2 separate regions of the Mus musculus genome follow, and region 2 is linked to region 1. Evidence: chromatin loops called from intact Hi-C (ENCODE). Cell type or tissue: left cerebral cortex. All regions are shown on one strand. Each heading gives the region's core, and the rest is flanking DNA. Links, peaks and the distances in the headings are about the cores only.

Region 1 (10,511 bases), core at 1,269-9,268:
TTCCTGCCTTGGCTTCCTTTGGTAGACTGTGACCCAGAATATGTAAGCCAGATAAATCTTTTACTCCGCATGTTGCTTTAGGTCATGGTGTTTTGCCATAGTAATAGAAACCCTACCTAAGACAGTTCCAGTCTCATTTTCCTACTTGATTTATTTAATGACCAGTCTCATCAACCAATTGTTCAATCTCCATAAGTTTGTATGTATTTAATAGTTCCTTTACTGATGGTTTCTAGTTTTAGTCCATTGTCAGCTATAACATAATAAGTTATTTAAGTTTTCCTGTATTTACTAAAAGTTGTTCTATACCCTACTGCAGGATAATTTTAATTTCAATAGGCTACTAAGAAAAATATGGTGTTTTGATGGAATGTTCTTTCTCTCTCTATTTCTGTGTGTGTGTGTGTGTGTGTGTGTGAGAGAGAGAGAGAGAGAGAGAGAGAGAGAGAGAGAGAGAGAGAGACTGACTTAACAGCAATGAATCCCTTTAGTTTGTGCTTATCATGGAAGTTTTTCTTCCTTCGGCTATAACACATGGCTTCCTGGGCTGGCCCTCAATGTTTCAATGCTTGGGATGCATCCGTATTATCCTGGCTCTTGGGTCCCTGTCTTTGAATCTTTTGTAACTCTGATATGTTCACCTCTGTCTGGAATTGGTTCTTCTGTCTTGCTTCTTTTTGTCCACTAGGCTTTGCATTTTAACTAGACTATAGGATGGGGTAGTTCTTTTCCTGTCTGGTCTGTTTGGTAGTATAATGCCTCCTGAGTCCTGGATGGTCAACTCATTCTCTTGGTCTGGTAACTTTTCTTATGTGTTCTTTATTGAATGTATTATTTATGCCTCTGATCTGATGTTCTCTTTGTTCATCCCCATGATTAATAAATTTTGTCTTTTAATGGTGTCTCATTGATTTAATATATTATTTTGTACATTCTTGTTTTATTTGATAGACATTTCAAAGTCTATCGTGGCTTGTTCTTCATCCCTGATACTCTGTCTTCCAAGTAACTCATGATATAAGAGAAGCTTTCTACTGTATCGGTTTTGGGGATTTTTGTTTTGCTTTGGTGATGGTGGTGGTGGTGGTGGTGGTGGTGGTTTGTGGCTGTCTTAGTTACTTTTCTATTTCTGTAAAGAGACATGATGACAGAGACAACTTATACAAGGAGTTTATTGTGGCTAACAGTTTTCAGATGAGTCTGTGATGATCATGGCAGGAGCATGGCAGCAGGCAGGCAGGCAGGCCAGCCTGGAGCTAAAGCAGTAGCTGAGAGCTTATATCTGATCCACCAACACAATTCAGAGAGAGACAGGAGGGAGAGAGTGCTAATTGGGAATGGCATAGGCTTTTGAAACTTCCATGCCCATCCCCCATGACATATCATCCTTCCCAAACAGTTACACTTACTGGGGACCAAACATTCTAGTAATTGAGACTGTGAAGGTCATTCTCATTGAGACCATTGGCTTAATGATGTTTGTATTTCTCGATGTTCAGTTTTATTTATCTTTTCTCTTTTAAATTCCTCTTTCATATCCCATATTGGCTTCCTTATTTCACTCAGCTCTTTATTTGTATTCTCTTTGAATTCATTTAAGAAATGATTTATATCCTCTATGATTTTTCTAAGCTGTCTTATACTTGTCCCTTTGACCTCTTTGTGTGAGGTTTCATCTGATCTGCTTCATTGAGTTCATGACTACGGGATTAGTATTTTTAGAGGCATCATACTTCCTTGATTTTAGTCATATTTCATAAAATTATGTTTTGGGGTTTGTTGTATATCTGGAGTTATTTAATTGGTCTGATTTTTGTATCAGTTTTATTCTCTCAGTGGAAGTATTTGTAATGTTCTAGTGGGACAAGGTATAGTACAATTAAGGAGCATAGTACAGAAGCTAGACCTTCAGTCTGTGTATTTAGGGAACAAGGTGTGATCACCTGCTCTGCTCTCAAACTAGTATATTACAGGAAGAGCCAACTGCAGTGTTAGGTGGACACATTATGTGAAGATTGTAGCAATCAGTTTAACAGTCGTTTAATTTCAGTGACTATGAGAGGGGTGCAGGAAGAGGATCGATCATGTTGTATACTAAGATATTGTTGACTAAGGGTAGACATTGACAGAAGCAGGGTGATTGAGGATAGGAATAGTGTTACAGTAACTGAGAACAAAGGTAAGGGAGTTAAAATAAATGGAAAGGAGAAATTGGAGTCAACAGGATTTGAAGTGTCAGCTACTACCACAGAGCTTAGGAATTACTAAACCTTTGGGCAGTTATGATTCAGAAGAAAGAAGAAGAAGATAAGAGTTGTACAGAGGGAGAATAGCAGTGAGTGAACAATAGAAACCTCCAAAATGAGCATAAAATATTGCCAGGTAATATAAAAACTAAAACAAGATCTTTAAGTGATATTTGTGCACAGGTGAAGTTAAAATATTGAAAACTAATGTAAAGAGACAAAGTGAAATTAAAAGTACAGTAGATTTGACACCAAACAGCGTTTCTTCCTCCAGGTTGGACTTTGCATTCCTTCCCTCCGTGTGACATTTCATGGAGTACATGATACTGAGGAGGGGAGGTACAGGGTGCAGCTGTGGTCCAAACATGTGAAAGCAGGTTTGTGAGTGTGCAGTGCCCAGGGGAATTTAAGCAAATGTTTGGATTGGGTTTCAGGCACAGCTCAGGTCAGCAGTGTAGTCTCTGTTCCTATGCTGCTGCTCGTGTAAGCGATGAACAGCCCTTCAGGGTGTCCTGCAAGCCGCACTTCAGCACCCACAGTGTGCAGCCCGCTGTCCATACCTGCACAGCTCCTGGTTCCAGTTAGACACAGCAGGTGTGCAGGGCAGGAGAGTGTGGAATTGATGCTCATGATTCCTGCTGACCTCACAAGAGAGAGGTGCATATGAGTGTAATCCTTCAACTGCAGGCTCCACAGCCTCCACTCATCACCTGCTTCCTGCCCATGGTTTATCCAGACCTTGGCAGCACCTCTGCAATTGGCCTTTCTCTGGCTGTTCAAGCAAGGAGATGGAGAGGGAGCAGGTTTCTAGCAGTTCCTAGTAACTCAAGCTAGAATATCTTTTTTAGGTTCTTCAGCCTTGAGGCACACAGATGGCATTGACCTTGCATCTCATTGCCCATAGTTAAGGTGAGGTCCAACCCATGGTCTGTCCAGCTAACTGTCCTTACAGTGGGAACAGGCATGAGAAGGATGAACAAACTTTCCTGGTATTCCCCACTGACCTCACAAAGTCCATCACAGCTGAGTGCCAGTCATGGCTCCCCCTTCCTCGTTCCGTAGCTCCTACTTCCCTGGAGAGCTATTACCTGCCATAATAAATTTGTTTTTAGCTGTTGTCTTGGGTGGGATGGAAACTATTGTTTATCATCTTGTATTTTACCAAGTTTCACTGATGGGTCTTCTAATCCATCATCTTACTAGGGAAGTATTCAAGCCCAGATTCTTGCTTCTTGAAATTCTCAGTGCTTTAGCAACACCAAACTTCAAGTTCTGTGGTTTGCACCATTGAGAAGACTGGCCAGTACTACGATATACCAGTGCCACCCAGGAATTAGGAATGGCCTCAAAGAAAAACTTTGGGGGAATATAATACTCAGTCCAACACCAGGGCCTTTGCTCACCATGGTCTGGAAGCCTTAGTTTCGCTTCTGTGCCTCCACATGGACCAGGTAGATTTCTTATCAATATAAGAGGAAGAGTGTGTGTGCGTATTTCAGAAACCCTAGTTTCTGACAGCTTTCCATCCCTGAAGTTCACCTCTCTAAGTTAATATTTTCTTTTTCCTAGAACATTAGTCACATATATCTGATGTATAGTTATGCGTCTTACATGCATACAGATTTGAAGATGTGGCAACACCATAACAGTTTAGCTCTGTAAGGGTCTATATCGTTAATGACAAACAGAGATGGAGGAATATCACGTGCCAGCAGAACTCTCATCTCAAACTGGAAGCCAGTGCATGCATATGGCCAGGCACAAGGTTTGTAACAGTCTCCATGAAACTTACATGATTCTCACAAGAATACTGTGAGCAAGTACTTTCCCTAGTTAACCAGAGGACCTCTCACAATGCCCCACTACTGAAAGGTTCCACAGATCTTCCTTGGAGATAGAGACCATCTTGCAATACTTCAATATGTTTTAGTGAATACTAAATTTACATCCAGACTACAACAACCTTCCAACATATTGTTATTGTAGCACCCACCCCCCAGCGCCCGGCCACTGCACAGTGTTGATCTAAAGGCGCTCCACTCCTGCAGTAGATGCCTGGTTCCTAGCACTTCATCATTGCCCAAATCATGCTGTTTCATTAGTCTTCTGGCTACACTTGTAAATACATACTTAAATGTCCATAAAATATGTTCCTGAAGGTAAACCAACCATTTAATTTGTAATACAACGTGATAGGTACATCATCAGGAATGAATGTTCCCATAAAGTTGAGTTTTGTTGCCCTCTAGTGGAAATCTTATTGAAATAGAGTAGCGAGAAAGTCAGACTTGTCAAGTTTGAGAAAAATTTTGTATGATACAATGCACACAGGCTAGCTTTGAAACTAGGCTAGCTGACTTACTGCATATACTCTGACTCTGAAGTTGGCTGACCTCCAGGACTATATTAGAGCACTGAATTCTAATTTCCTTCCACAGAACAGCTTTTTCATTTATGTCTCATCTGTGGAAATTTTCACACTGTAATAATTTGAATGCTACAACCATGGCACATGTATGAGTGCTCACAAAGATTAAGGGATTTGCTCTGTTGTCTTCCACAGAAAGAGTGGTGAACTCTGACCTGAGCCATTAAATTATGTTGCTTTGAATAAAGCAATTAGCCACTGGCTTCCAGTTATGAAGGGGTTAACAAAATTGTAATGTTAAGATTATATTAGCTTTGCACTTGGTAAATCCAAACAATGAGCTCAGAAACTATTGGAAATAATAGAAATAAAATGACATCACTTTCTAATGCTAATATGCAAAATCCACATGATTTTCAGTTTACAAGCTGACTATCTTGAAAAAACAGTATTGTCATAGATCCCACTCTAGAGAGCAAATGTAAATGTCTAGAAAAAAGAAAAATGAAGGCCCTAAATCAAGACAATTTTAAGCTGTATTGCATAAGACTGAATAAAGAGACTCATTTCTTTGCTAAGATGAGAGCACTTACAAGGGATTTCATATAATTTTTTGAAATTAACTTGTCGATTCAAAGGACCAAGGGAATTGTGTCGACCTTATGAAAAATTCTAGTTTCTAGAAGAAAAATCAGACTAATACCAATACCTTGGGCAAAAATAGCTTTATAATCTCAACATACTAAGGTGAAGCTATGCCTTGATACACCACAGCAAATTTAAATAACAAATGACTAAAATATTTTAATATTCTATTTAAAACAATGAATAAAAAATTTTAAAAATCATTAGCTTTTTCTTTATTTACATTTCAAATGTTATCTCCTTTCCTAGTTTCCCCACCAGAAATCCCCTATCCTCTCCTCCCTTCCCCTTCTCCCAACCCACCCACTCCCCCTGCCTGGCCCTGGCATTCCCCTAACTGGGGCATAGAACCTTCACAGGACCAAGGGCCTCTCCTCTCATTGATGACTGACTAGGCCATCCACAGCTACATATGCAGCTAGAGCCATGAGTCCCTCCGTGTGTTTTCTTTGATCGGTGGTTTAGTCCCAGAGAACTCTGGGGGTACTGGTTAGTTCATATTGTTGTTCCTCCTAGGGAGCTGCAAACCCCTTCAGCTCCATGGTTATTTTCTCTAGCTCCTTCATTGGGGACCCTGAGCTTCCTCTAATAGATGACTGTGAATATCCACTTCTGTATTTGTCAGGCACTGGCAGAGCCTCTCAGTAGACAGCTATATCAGGCTCCTGTCAGCAAGCTTTTGTTGGCATCTGCTACTTTTTGGGTTTGGTGGTTGTTTATGGGATAGATCCCCAGGTGGGGAAGTTTCTTGATGGTCCGTCCTTCAGTTTCTGCTCCAAACTTTGTCTCTGTAACTCCTTCCATGGATATTTTGTTCCCCATTCTACGAAGAAATAAAATATCCACACTTTGGTCTTCCTTCTTGTTGCATTTCATGTGTATTGCAAATTGTGTCTTGGGTATTCTGATATTCTGGTCTAATATCCACTTAAGAGTGAGTGCATATCATGTGTGTTCTTTTGTGATTGGGTTACCTCACTTACAATGATACCTTCCAAATCCATCTTTTGTCTAAGAAATTCATGAATTCATTGTTTTTAATAGCTTAGTAGTACTCCATTGTGTAAATGTACAGCATGTTCTGTATCCATTCCTCTGTTGAGGGACATCTTGGTTCGTTCCAGCTTCTGGCTCGATTATAAATAAGGCTGCTATGAACATAGTGGAGCATGTGTCCTTATTACAAGTTGGAACATCTTCTGGGTATATGCCCAGGAGAGGTATTACTGGATCTTTCGGTAGTACTATGTCCAATTTTCTGAGGAACCACCCAACTGATTTCCAGAGTGATTGTACCAGCTTGCAATCCCACCAGTAATGCAAGAGTGTTCCTCTTTCTCCACATCCTTGTCAGCATCTGCTGTCACCTGAGTTTTTGGTCTTAGCCATTCTGACAGGTATGAGGTAGAAGCTCAGGGTTGTTTTGATTTGCATTTCCCTGACGATTAAGAATGTTGAACATTTTTTAGGTGCTTCTCGGCCATTTTCTATTCCTCAGTTGAGAATTCTTTATTTAGCTCTGTACCCCATTTTTAACAGGGTTATTTGGTTTTCTGGAGTCCGCATTCTTGAGTTCTTTATATATATTGGATATTAGCCCCCAATCGGATTTAGGATTGGTAAAGATATTTTCCCAATCTGTTGTAGGCCTTTTTGTCTTAATGACAGTGTCTTTGCCTTACAGAGGCTTTGCTATTTTATGAGGTCCCATTTGTTAATTCTTGATATTACAGTACAAGCCATTGGTGTTCTCTTCAGAAATTTTTCTCAGGTGCCCCTGTGTTGGAGGCTCTTCCCCACTTTCTCCTCTATAAGTTTCAATGTCTCTGGTTTTATGTGGAGTTCCTTGATCCACTTAGACTTGACCTTTGTACTAGGAGATAAGAATGAATCAATTCGAATTCTTCTACATGATAACCGCCAGTTGAGCCAGCACCATTTCTTGAAAATGCTGTCTTCTTTCCGCTGGATGGTTTTAGCACCTTTGTCAAAGATCAAGTGACCATGGGAGTGTAGGTTTATTTCTTGGTCTTCAGTTTAGTTCTATTCCATTGATCTACCTTCTGTCACTGTACCAGTACCATGCAGTTTTTTATCACAAGTGCTCTGTATTACAGCTTGAGGTCTGGGATGGTGATTCCACCAGAGGTTCTTTTATTGTTGAGAATAGTTTTTGTTATCCTAGGTTTTTTCTTATTCCAGATGAATTTGCAAATTGCCCTTACTAATTCGTTGAAAAATAGAGTTGGAATTTTGATGGGGATTGCATTGAATTTGTAGATTGCTTTTGGCAAGATAGCCATTTTTACTATATTAATCCTGCCAATCCATGAACATGGGAGATCTTTCCATCTTCTGAGATCTTCAGTTTCTTTCTTCAGAGACTTGAAGTTCTTATCATACAGATCTTTCACTTCCTGAGTTAGAGTCACGCCAAGGTATTTTATATTATTTGGGACTATTGAGAAGGGTGTTGTTTCCCTAATTTCTTTCTCAGCCTGTTTATCCTTTGTATAGAGAAAGGCCATTGACTTGTTTGAGTTAATTTTATATCCAGCTACTTCACTGAAGCTGTTTTTCAGATTTAGGAGTTCTCTGGTGGAATTTTTAGGGTCACTTATATACGCTATCATATCATCTGCAAATAGTGATATTTTGACTTCTTCCTTTCCAATTGGTATCCCCTCGATCTCCTTTTGTTGTCGAATTGCTTTGGCTAGGACTTCAAGTACTATATTGAATAGGTAGGGAGAAAGTGGGCATCCTTGTCTAGTCCCTGATTTTAGTGGGATTGCTTCAAGTTTCTCTCCATTCAGTTTGATGTTGGCTACTGGTTTGTTGTATGTTGCTTTTATTATGTTTAGGTATGGGCCTTGAATTCCTGATCTTTCCAAGACGTTTTATCATGAATGGGTGTTGGATTTTGTCAAATGCGTTCTCAGCATCTAATGAGATAATCATGTGGTTTTTGTCTTTGAGTTTGTCTATTTAGTGGATTATGTTGATGGATTTCCATATATTGAACCATCCCTGCATCCCTGGGATGAAACCTACTTAATTAGGATGGATGATCGTTTTGATGTGTTCTTGGATTCTGTTTTCAAGGATTTTATTGAGTATTTTTGCATCGATATTCATAAGGGAAATTGGTCTGAAGTTCGCTTTCTTTGTTGGATCTTTGTGTGGTTTAGGTATCAGAGTAATTGTGGCTTCATAGAATGAATTGGGTAGAGTACCTTCTGTTTCTGTTTTGTGGAATAGTTTGAGGAGAATTGGAACTAGGTCTTCTTTGAAAGTCTGATAAAACTCTGCACTAAACCCATCTGGTCCTGGGCTTTTTTTTTTTTTTGGTCAGAAGACTATTAATAACTGTTTCTATTTCTTTAGGGGATATGGGACTGTTTAGATTGCTAATCTGATCCTGATTTAACTTTGGTACTTAGTATCTGTCTAGAAAATTGTCTGTTTCATCCAGGTTTTCCAGTTTTGTTGTGTATAGGTTTTTGTAGTAGGATCTGATGATGTTTTGGATTTCCTCCGGTTCTGTTGTTATGTCTCCCTTTTCATTTCTGATTGTGTTAATTAGGATACTGTCCCTGTGCCCTCTAGTTAGTCTGCCTAAGGGTTTATCTATCTTGTTGATTTTCTCAAAAAAAAAAACAAAAAACAAAAAAAAAACACAGCTCCTGGATAGGTTGATTCTTTGTATAATTCTTTTTTTGTTTCTATTTGGTTGACTTCAGCCCTTTGTTTGATACTTTCCTCTTGGGTGAATTTGCTTCATTTTTTTCTAGAACTTTTAGGTGTACTGTCAAGATGCTAATGTATGCTCTCTCCAGATTGTTTTTGGAGGCACTCAGAGCTATAAGTTTTCCTCTTAGGACTACTTTCATTGTGTCCCATAAGTTTGGGTATGTTGTGGCTTCATTTTCAAAAGTCTTTAATTTCTTTCTTTATTTCTTCCTTGACTAAGTTATCATTGAGTAGAGAGTTGTTCAGCTTCCACATATATGTGTGCTTTCTATTATTTATGTTGTTATTGAAAATCAACCTTAGTCTGTGGTGATCTGGTAGAATGCATGGGATAATTTCAGTATTTTTATATCTGTTGAGGCCTGTTTTGTGACCCATTATATGGTCTATTTTGCAGAAGGTACCATGAGGTGCTGAGAAAAAGATATTTTCTTTTGTTTTAGGATAAAAAGTTCTATAGATATCTGTTAAACCCATTAGTTTCATAACTCCTGTTAGTTTCACTGTGTCTTTGTTTAGTTTTTGTTTCTAGAATCTGTCCATTGAAGGGAGAGGGGTGTTAAAGTCTCCCACTATTACTGTGTGCAGTGCAATGCGTGCTTTGAGCTTTACTAACATTTCTTTAATGAATGTGGATACCCTTGCATTTGGAGCATAGATATTCAGAATTGAGAGTTCATCTTGGAAGATTTTACCTTTGCTGAGTATGAAGTGCCCCTCCTTGTCTTTTTTAATAACTTTGGGTTGGAAGTCAATTTTATTCGATATTAGAATGGCTACTCTATCTTGTTTCTTCAGACTCTTTGCTTGGAAAATTGTTTTCCAGCCTTTTACTCTGAGGTAGTATCTGTCTTTGTTCCTGAGATGGGTTTCCTGTATGCAGCAAAATGTTGGGTCCTGTTTATGTAGCCAATCTGTTAGTCTATGTCTTTTTATTGGGGAATTGAGTCCATTGATAGTAAGAGATATTAAGGAAAAGTAATTGTTACTTCCTGTTATTTTTGTTGTTAGAGTTGGGATTCTGTTCTTGGGGCTATCTTCTTTTAGGTTTCTTGAAGGATTGCTTTCTTGCTTTTTCTAGGGTGTCATTTCCCTCCTTGTGTTGGAGTTTTCTCTTTATTATCCTTTGAAGGGCTGGATTCGTGGAGGATATTGTGTGAATTTGGTTTTGTCATGGAATACTTTGATTTCTCCATCTCTGGTAATTGAGAGTTTTGCTGGGCATAGTAGCCTGGGCTGGCATTTGTGTTCTCTTAGGGTCTCTATAACATCTGTCCAGGATCTTCTGGCTTTCATAGTCTCTGTTGAGAAGTCTGGTGTAATTCTGATAGGCCTTCCTTTATATGTTACTTGACCTTTCTCCCTTACTGCTTTTAATATTCTATCCTTATTTAGTGCATTCGTTGTTCTGATAATTATCTGTCGGTAGGAATTTTTTTTCTGGTCCAGTCTATTTGGAGTTCTGTAGGCTTCTTGTATGGTCATGGGCATCTCTTTCT
Region 2 (9,255 bases), core at 1-8,000, 86 kb before region 1:
CAAAAAAACAAAAAAACAAAAAAAAAAACGCCAACAATCTTGAAATAATCACATCTCTGCCTGCTTAAAATTTCCCACCTTTCATTTCATGAGCAGTGCAATAAAGCCCTAAGAAATATATAAGGTACCCAGGGGTCTAGCCCTTGCTAGTTTCCAGATCTACCTCCCAAGTTCTGTCACATGCTTTCAGGACAGACTCCAGACCTTCTCTGAACCACTGCTGTTCTCTCACTTGTTCTTGCAGTTCCTATACAACACTTCTCTATCAAACCTTGCTAGACAGCCATGAGTATGGGATAGGGATCTCTGTGGCTTGAGATCATCAGTTTTAAGGTATTCATTCATTCAGAGGGCAGCGCCTCTACCACCTTAATGCCAAGCATGGAGTACGGTGGTGGTGAAAAGGGAGTGAATGAAATTGCCCTCCAAACATTGCTCTGAGTCATCATGACCTACAGGAAATACTGGGGAAATACCCCTTTGACTTGGGTGGGGAGGACAGCTAATCTTATGATATCAAGAGAATATCTTCCAAGCTAAGAAGTCTAACAATGCTAAAGACTTCAAAAATCTCCAAACCATTCCCTTACCCTAGCGCAGTGGTCCTCAACCTTTCTATTGCTGGAACTCTTTAATACAGTTTCTCATGTTATGGTGAATCCAAATTATAAGATAATTTTTGTTGCTACTTCATGAGTCTAATTCTTCTATTGTTATTCATTGTATGGTGAAGAGCTGATATGTAGGATAGCTTATATGCAACACATGTGTAAGGGTCATTTAACCCTTGAAACACACAGGTTGAGAACTACTGCCCTAGAACAAGGAGTCATAAAGTAGACTGCCTTCTGAAGAGTTTATATGATAAACATCACAAGGAAAATGTGAAGGAATACTTACTCTATTAAAAAATGTGTCAACAGTTGTTTCCCCTCACCCATTGTATCAAAATGATTGTCCCATTATTTTGAGGGTAGAGTATGTATGTATACTGCATATAGATGATGTTTAGCATTGTGAGACAATTTCAACAAGAAACAGGTATTATAATCATGTAATCCTGGAGTCATGAAATGATGTGAATACTAAACACAAAAGTAGTTTACAATTTCAAATAGTCATTAATGTCAAAAGATAATTAATGGCTTATACTGAAATTGACATTTTGACAAGCCTCATCTGAACTACTAGAGTATTCTTGCTAAAAGCCTAAGTTCTCTGACAATCAAGTCCATGAAGAGGCCACTTTGTAATGCTGATTTTACAAAGAAAACCCTACATGGTGCATCCATTCCATTCTTAAGAGCTGAAGGGAAGCCATTAAAATGTTTCCCTTACTGATGATGAAAAATGTATTTATGAAATCCCTCTGTTAGTATCTCCAAATAAGTGGACCTCTTTCATAGTTTTCGCCTCTTATACTCACTGCTTTGCAGACTTGGCTCTGAGGAAATGCACAAGATGCATGGTGAAGAGCAAATCAAAACGGCCCAAACTCTGCTGACTCAGATGTGTTTTTAAAGTCTCAACAAATAATATCTCACTGCATGCTAAATGGTTACCGCCCTTCCCTTATGGTTTGGCAATCCTATACTTATCTATAGTGCTACCGCAGTGAAATTACAGGTTCCTATGAAAGGGCATTAACAGTAATAACATACTTTATGGTGATATTTATTTGTGGACCTCTTAAACATGTTTTAACACTTAGGAATTATCACAGTTAAGTCAAACTTCCATAAAGAAAACAAAAAGCCTTGATTTCCCTTGTATATCAGTGTGCACTGAGTAGTATTTCATCGTATATCAAACAAAATGTTGAAGAAGTTATTTTTAAGATAATAGCTTCCTCTGCTCTGAGGAATTGACTATCAAAATATATTGTGTAGTAATGTGCTATAAAACCTTAAAATAAATTTTAATAATTGTGATATCAACTAAAATAAATTTCACTGTATAGAGATATTTATTATACACATATATATGCACATACACAAAATCATGATTTCATCATGTCCTGTACAAGAGGTGCTCTTAGAACTGTTGATTAAACTAAACAAAACTGACATGAACCTAACATAAATCCCAAGTTGAAATTTCTGAGCTGTGTAACAACCAAACATTATCAGTGAAAAGAAAATAAACAGAAGGGAGTCCTAAGTTGCTGGCACAGAGCCAGTATCGGGCAGTGCTTGTACACTGTCCAAACAGAGGGTCTCTCCATCCTAGATGTGGCTTCTTCCCATTTCTATTAAAGAAAAGCCAAATGAAATCTGGAGCTGTGGCCACTGTATGACATCCATCAACTGAAGGGACAGCAATTCTTGGTTTTCTAAATACCATATCCTCAGTATATCAAAAGTGGCCTTCAGATTTGGATAACCTTAAGTTTTGTCAAGTATAATCTCTGTAATATGGATCACAAACAGAATGGAAATGTTGCTACCCAATTTCTTGGGACTGTTCATAACCCAGTCAGAGAAGAACTTCACATGAATGAAGAACCGAGCTCAATCCCAAGCTCCTAGGTGAAAAGGCGGGCAGAGTGACACAAGATTGTAATCCCAGTGCTGAGAAGGTAGAGTCAGGGAAAGCCCTTGGGTTCACTGGCAAGTCTGTCTAACATAACTGGTGAGATTCAGGCCAATGAGAGACATGACTCAAGAGATGATAGCTTATACTGCACTCTATGGTCATACAAACATGCATACGCGCACATACACACACACACACACACTAACAGGTACACGTTAGGCATAATCTTTTTTCTTAAATCTCTATGAAAGTGTAAAGTTCAAACATTTCTACAAATCAAAGGTTTTTAGGAATTAATTCCACTAATATGTCAATCATAAATTCTGTATAAATATATCACCACTTGTTTTGAAACAACTTATTTCATAAATGTTATCATTACACCTTCAAGTTAATGCATTTATTTTCCATGAAAGTAAAAAAAATTACTTGAAATTTTCATGGTAAAATTATCTTCTGTGTTAGACCAATTCCAATGTCTTTCCATTTTTTTACTTACTGAAAACTTAAAAAAATAAAAAGTACTTAAATTATTATTAAACTTGTTTTGGTTTCTCAGTAACATAATCTAAATAATTAAAATGTTAATTAATATAATCCAAAACCAAGACCATAATAGTAGACACATAGAAGTCAGCTTTTAGGAGTCTTTTATAACCCTAAGCTTGATGGGATAGGTTAAATTCTAAGGCACTGAAGGAGATCTGATGTAAGAGCATGGCTTTCATCTAAGTATCTAACAAGCCCATGCTACGTGAGGCTATCTATCCCCTATGCTAACTTCTCAAGCAAATGGCATAGATACAGGCTATAGTCACAAAAGTGCACCCAGCAGAAATAAACTCACTGTCCTTTACAGTGAGGATCCCAGCACTTCGAGGAATGTAAACATGTAAACAACAGTAAGGGCAGCTAACATGTCCTCAAAGCACAGCATATATTCCTCAACAGACTAACCCATTACATTATGTGTCACACTGACAGACTCCAAGTTGTAGCACTGAAGTCATGCAGAGACACCAAAGGGCTTGCCTACTAAGCAGTAGATCTGCAGCCTGAGTCCAGGCCATGGGAATCCAGGGCCCACTGCCCTGGTCACTAGGCGGCACTGCCTAGTCCAGTGGAGAAAAGGGTTTTACTCTTTGAAAATTAAAGTCCAGAAGGAAGTTTATAATCACTGACTAGTACTTAGCTAAATGTCAGTTCCTATAAATAGTAGGAACTAAACTCTTAAAAACACACCTATTCTTAAAGCAACTGATTATGAAATCATTTGGAGGGCAGAAATGAGTATGTTCTTAACAAATTTCACAGCCATTATAATACATTTCCTTTCCAAATCAGCCTAAGAACATTTGTAAAGCACACTACAATTTATTAGGTGGGTTATAAAAACGGGAAATTTTTGAAACACTTTGATAAGTGAAAAATTTTGAAGTTTCTTACTACTTAGTGGGAAAACCACACAAGAGATATTCATTCTCCTGAAAACTTGCCTTTACAGACACATTGACATTTAGGTTCCTCAATAGGCTTTCATAAAAGCCTCACATGTATGTCAAGTGACATTCTGATTTTGTAAGTAATAAGAAAATAGATCCAGACCGATAAGCTAGATTTATAGATGAAGTAACAAAAGGCACCACAAATATTCATTCTAAAGAAGAAAGCCCTTCCTTCTCTCCCAACCACCGGGGGGAGCTCTCCTGCAGAAGCACTTGTCTTTCCTCAGCCTTGAGCTCTAGACCGGCTGAAAAAGGAACATCAGGAAGACTAAGGCTGAGCCTTGCCCCCTACCCACAGCATAGGGCAGGTTGAGAACATATTCGACACTTATGATACTTCAGTGTGCTGACTCATTGGTGTGTGTGTGGGGGGGGGGGGGTGAGTCAGCTGAGGACCCATGAGCGCTGCTCTTTTCATTCATTCACACTACAGGATCAGAGCAGACGAAGCTCCACGGAGCACTTCAAATACAAAGCGCTTAATTCTTGCCTAGGTCTTCCAACTTAAATTCTAATTTAAAAATCCTATTAGATTGAGGGTTTGGTTTTTTGACAATGTAGGATAAGAGAACAATGTCCTAATTGTCAATTGAATATAGCTTCAGTGGCTAAAACTCTAGTTTCATATCCCCATGGTAACTCACTTTTTTAATGCATTGCTTATATTATTTCTTTTTAAAGTTAGATATTTTAACTGACTTGCTCATTTTTAAAAAGAATAATGTAACTGTGATGAGCATGTTAGACTTACTCAATATTACAACGGCAAAAAGTAAATACAATATAATTCCTGGACTTTTAAAAAAATTCAGTCAACAAATGTTTTCAGAGCACCTATTACACAGGCACTGCACTTGCGGTCAGCTTTTCTTGGAGAAAATAACAGACCAATCTTAGGAATGTTCTATTAAGTACACTTATGAAGTATAACTTTTTTCAGGAAATTAAAAAAATATATATCTATTGCTCCGTAGCATATTTGGCTGTTGCAAGTCTGATTCACAGTTGCAAGTATATTTTGTTCTCTATTCAATCAGCTTCATTTTATTGTACAAAAATGCTTATTTCCTTTAAAGCACTGAATGACAACACACCTTTTAAAACAAAACAAACACAACAAAAATCTCTTCCTGTTTTCCCAAAGTCTGCCCATATTCATTCCCTTCTCCTGCATAGGCACATGTGTCCGTGCAAAGATCCGCTGAGTACCCTCTCACCTGAAGAAGAGTTTGGAGATAAAGCTGGCTTTCTCCAAAGGCGACTTCTGCATGATGTCTCCGTGAGGCAATGAGGTCTGTGTTCGGCTAAATTCAGGTTGGACTCGACATCTGGATATCCAGGACCAGGTCAATGCTTTTGGCTCGTCCCTTTTACTCAGACCTGAGGTGATGTCATTTGCTTCCAATTCCCCCCACCCACTCGGGTCCCACACACCTCCCCTTCCTCAGCCTTCTTCCCCACGCCTCCGCCGCCCAGGTTAAAGCCAGCGCTGCCTAGCCCAGCCTCACAGTCGCTGCTCTCCACGCCCCGCGCCCGCGCCCGCCCCGCGCGCTCCTTGCGCTCCTTCCTCCAGCGCGCCCCGCGCCCGCCCGCCCGCCCGCCGGCGCCACCTTTTCCCTGGCCCTCGGCCTTAGCGCCCGCCCTCCAGATCCCCCCGCGTGCCTACCTTCAGGCAGCCACAGCAACACCGGCTCAGACTGCGGGCCCGACCCTGGGCCCGGGTAAACCGTGGCCAATCTGCGGGACTTAGAACCCTTTTTTCGTGGAAATAAAGACCACTCACTGATCTCCTTGGCTTCCTGGAACCTTTCTCTTCCTTCTCCCTTTCCCTCTCCCTCGTCCTCTCCCCCTTCCTCTTCTCCTCTTTCTCCTTTATCTCTTTCTCCCCCGTCTGTTCCTCTCTCTTTTCTTCCCATTCCTCCCCTGCCTTCATCTCTTTCCTCTTCATCTCTTCCTCTTCCTCCTCCACCTTCATCTCTTTCTCCTTCATTTCGCTCTCCTCTTTCCTCTCTTTCTTCCTCTTTTCTTCCCCTTCCTCTTTCCCTTTCACTCCTCTCTCCTCGTTTTTCTTCTCTTTCACTCCCTCTTTCTCCTGTCTCCTTAGCTCCTGGCTTAGTTACAGATAACTTTTCAAGATCCATTTTGAAAAGGAGATGAAAATGTGGCTCTTTTGTATCAAAGAACACTCAGGAAGCAGCAAGTTCCACAGTACTCTGAGGTGTCCACCTCAGTAAGCCCTTCAAGAGCTGGACAAGACCTAAGCTCTGTTGACTGAAGGCTCTAGAGTAGCCATAGTGGCACAAATACCTATGAGGTATATGTGTGTCATACACATATGTCACAATTCCCTGATATGTCATAATTACAGCAAAGGTCCTACCAAGGAAAGGGAAGCTACTACTTTCCCTTATGAGGTACATGTGTGTCGTACATATATGTCACAATGCCCTGCTGTGTCATAATTACAGCCAAAGTCCTCAAGGACAAAGAGAGCAAAGAGGGCCCTTTACCTCCGGGCCCTGCTCAGTGTGCAGTGTGGTATTTCATGTGTGTGTGCTAAAAAACAACAGGTGGACAGTCTAAACTAAATGACCCTCCTTTCCTTTCCCTAGTCTGCTAAGCAAAATATCTTGACTGAGACACTAAAAGGGCCTCTGAGTCACTGAAGCAAAAGTGTCCTAGTCACTCAAGCTCACAGAGAGAAAAACCTGAGTCTTTAGCTCCCTGGAGGCTTTGGAAGTTTCCCAAGCTGTGCACCTTCCTTCCAAGGTTTTTGGTGTGAGAAATGTGTGTCCAACACAAAACCCTGCTGGGTTGTAAAGAGTCAACACTTAAATATCTAAACCCTGTTTTGCCAAAGCAAGTTAAAATAGAGTTGAATTTTTTTTTTCTTTATTGAAAATTGAACGTTCTTTCTATCCCGGCAGTGGTGACGCACATTTTCAATCCCAGAACTCAACACTCAGGAGTCATAGGCAAGCAGATCTCTGAGTTCGAGGCCAGTCTGGTCTACAGAGCAAATTCCAGGACAACCATGGCAACACAAAGAAACTACGTCTTGAAAAACCAAAATCTGTCGCCATCTTGGTTCCGGGACTCAGCAGAACTTAGGAAATTAGTCTGAACAGGTTAGAGGGTGCGCCAGAGAACCTGACAGCTTCTGGGACGGGCAGAAGCACAGAGCCGCTGAGGCAGCAGCCTGGGCGGGCCGCAGACAACCGGCCACCATCCGGACCAGAGGACAGGTGTCCGCCTGGCTTGGGAGGCGACCTCAGCCTCAGCAGCAGCGGTCGCCATCTGGGTTCCGGGACTCCGCGGGACCTAGGAAATTAGTCTGAACAGGTTAGAGGGTGCACCAGAGAACCGGACAGCTTCTGGGACGGGCGGAAGCACAGAGCCGCTGAGGCAGCAGCCGGGGCGGGCCGCAGATAACCGGCCACCATCCGGACCAGAGGACAGGTGTCCGCCTGGCTTGGGAGGCGACCTCAGCCTCAGCAGCAGCGGTCGCCATCTTGGTTCCGGGACTCAGCAGAATTTAGGAAATTAGTCTGAACAGGTTAGAGGGTGTGCCAGAGAACCGGACAGCTTCTGGAACGGGCAGAAGCACAGAGCCGCTGAGGCAGCAGCCTGGGCGGGCCGCAGATAACCGGCCACCATCCGGACCAGAGGACAGGTGTCCGCCTGGCTCGGGAGACGGCCTCGGCCTCAGGAGCAGCGGTCACCATCTTGGTTCCAGGACTCCCTGGAACTTAGGATTTTAGTCTGCACAGGTGAGAGTCTGCACCACAGAAGCTGACAGCTTCTGGGAACTGCCAAAGCAACACAGTGTCTGAGAAAGGTCCTGTTTTGGGCCTTCTTCTTCGGCCAGGAGGAGGTCCAAATACAAGATATCTGCGCACCTTCCCTATAAGAGAGCTTGCCAGCAGAGAGTGCTCTGAGCACTGAAACTCAGAGGAGAGAATCTGTCTCCCAGGTCTGCTGAGAGACGGTAACAGAATCACCAGAAGAACAATCTCTAAACAGAGTCAACTATAACTACTAACTCCAGAGATTACCAGATGGCGAAAGGTAAACGGAGGAATCCTACTAACAGGAACCAAGACCACTCACCATCATCAGAACCCAGTACTCCCACTTCGCCCAGTCCAGGGCACCCCAACACACCCGAAAACCTAGACCTAGATTTAAAAGCATATCTCATGATGATGGTAGAGGACATCAAGAAGGACTTTAATAAATCACTTAAAGAAATACAGGAGAACACTGCTAAAGAGTTACAAGTCCTTAAAGAAAAACAGGAAAACACAATCAAACAGGTAGAAGTCCTTACAGAAAAAGAGGAAAAAACATACAAACAGGTGATGGAAATGAACAAAACCATACTAGACCTAAAAAGGGAAGTAGAAACAATAAAGAAAACTCAAAGTGAGGCAACACTGGAGATAGAAACCCTAGGAAAGAAATCTGGAACCATAGATTTGAGCATCAGCAACAGAATACAAGAGATGGAAGAGAGAATCTCAGGTGCAGAAGATTCCATAGAGAACATCGGCACAACAATCAAAGAAAATGGAAAATGCAAAAAGATCCTAACTCAAAATATCCAGGAAATCCAGGACACAATGAGAAGACCAAACCTACGGATAATAGGAGTGGATGAGAATGAAGATTTTCAACTTAAAGGGCCAGCAAACATCTTCAACAAAATTATTGAAGAAAACTTCCCAAATATAAAGAAAGAGATACCTATGAACATACAAGAAGCCTACAGAACTCCAAATAGACTGGACCAGAAAAGAAATTCCTCCCGACACATAATAATCAGAACAACAAATGCACTAAATAAAGATAGAATACTAAAAGCGGTAAGGGAAAAAGGTCAAGTAACATACAAAGGCAAGCCTATCAGAATTACACCAGATTTTTCACCAGAGACTATGAAAGCCAGAAGAGCCTGGACAGATGTTATACAGACACTAAAAGAACACAAATTCCAGCCCAGGCTACTATACCCTGCCAAACTCTCAATTACCATAGATGGAGAAACCAAAGTATTCCACGACAAAACCAAATTCTCACATTATCTCTCCACGAATCCAGCCCTTCAAAGGGTAATAACAGAAAAAAACCAATACAAGAACGGGAACAATGCCCTAGAAAAAACAAGAAGGTAATCCCTCAACAAACCTAAAAGAAGACAGCCACAAGAACAGAA

The links. Peaks named below come from ENCODE experiments on the same cell type or tissue, not always from the same donor. Only the 100,000 strongest peaks of a DNase experiment are listed, where the experiment ranks them.
Region 2: a loop joins it to region 1, with 2.2 times the contacts of the local background. A loop is called at or near these places in 3 of 42 quality-filtered maps.

What each region holds. Positions count from the first base shown.
Region 1 is chr6:18,081,369-18,091,879 of GRCm38, reverse strand. The region is part of intron 4 of Asz1 (ankyrin repeat, SAM and basic leucine zipper domain containing 1); the gene reads left to right. Among named protein-coding and RNA genes, the nearest start is that of Asz1, 22 kb to the left of the region's middle. In left cerebral cortex, for the core only: a CTCF peak has its summit at 4,484 (motif pointing left); a DNase peak (open chromatin) is centred at 4,407.
Region 2 is chr6:18,166,879-18,176,133 of GRCm38, reverse strand. It overlaps Cftr (cystic fibrosis transmembrane conductance regulator), which reads right to left and starts at 5,447. Exons shown (of 27, transcript NM_021050.2): 1 at 5,258-5,447. The coding sequence starts at 5,310. RefSeq lists silencers at 5,006-5,246, 5,796-6,166 and promoters at 5,296-5,529, 5,296-6,432. In left cerebral cortex, for the core only: a CTCF peak has its summit at 4,213 (motif pointing right); DNase peaks (open chromatin) are centred at 4,248 and 5,464; H3K4me3 peaks cover 879 bases.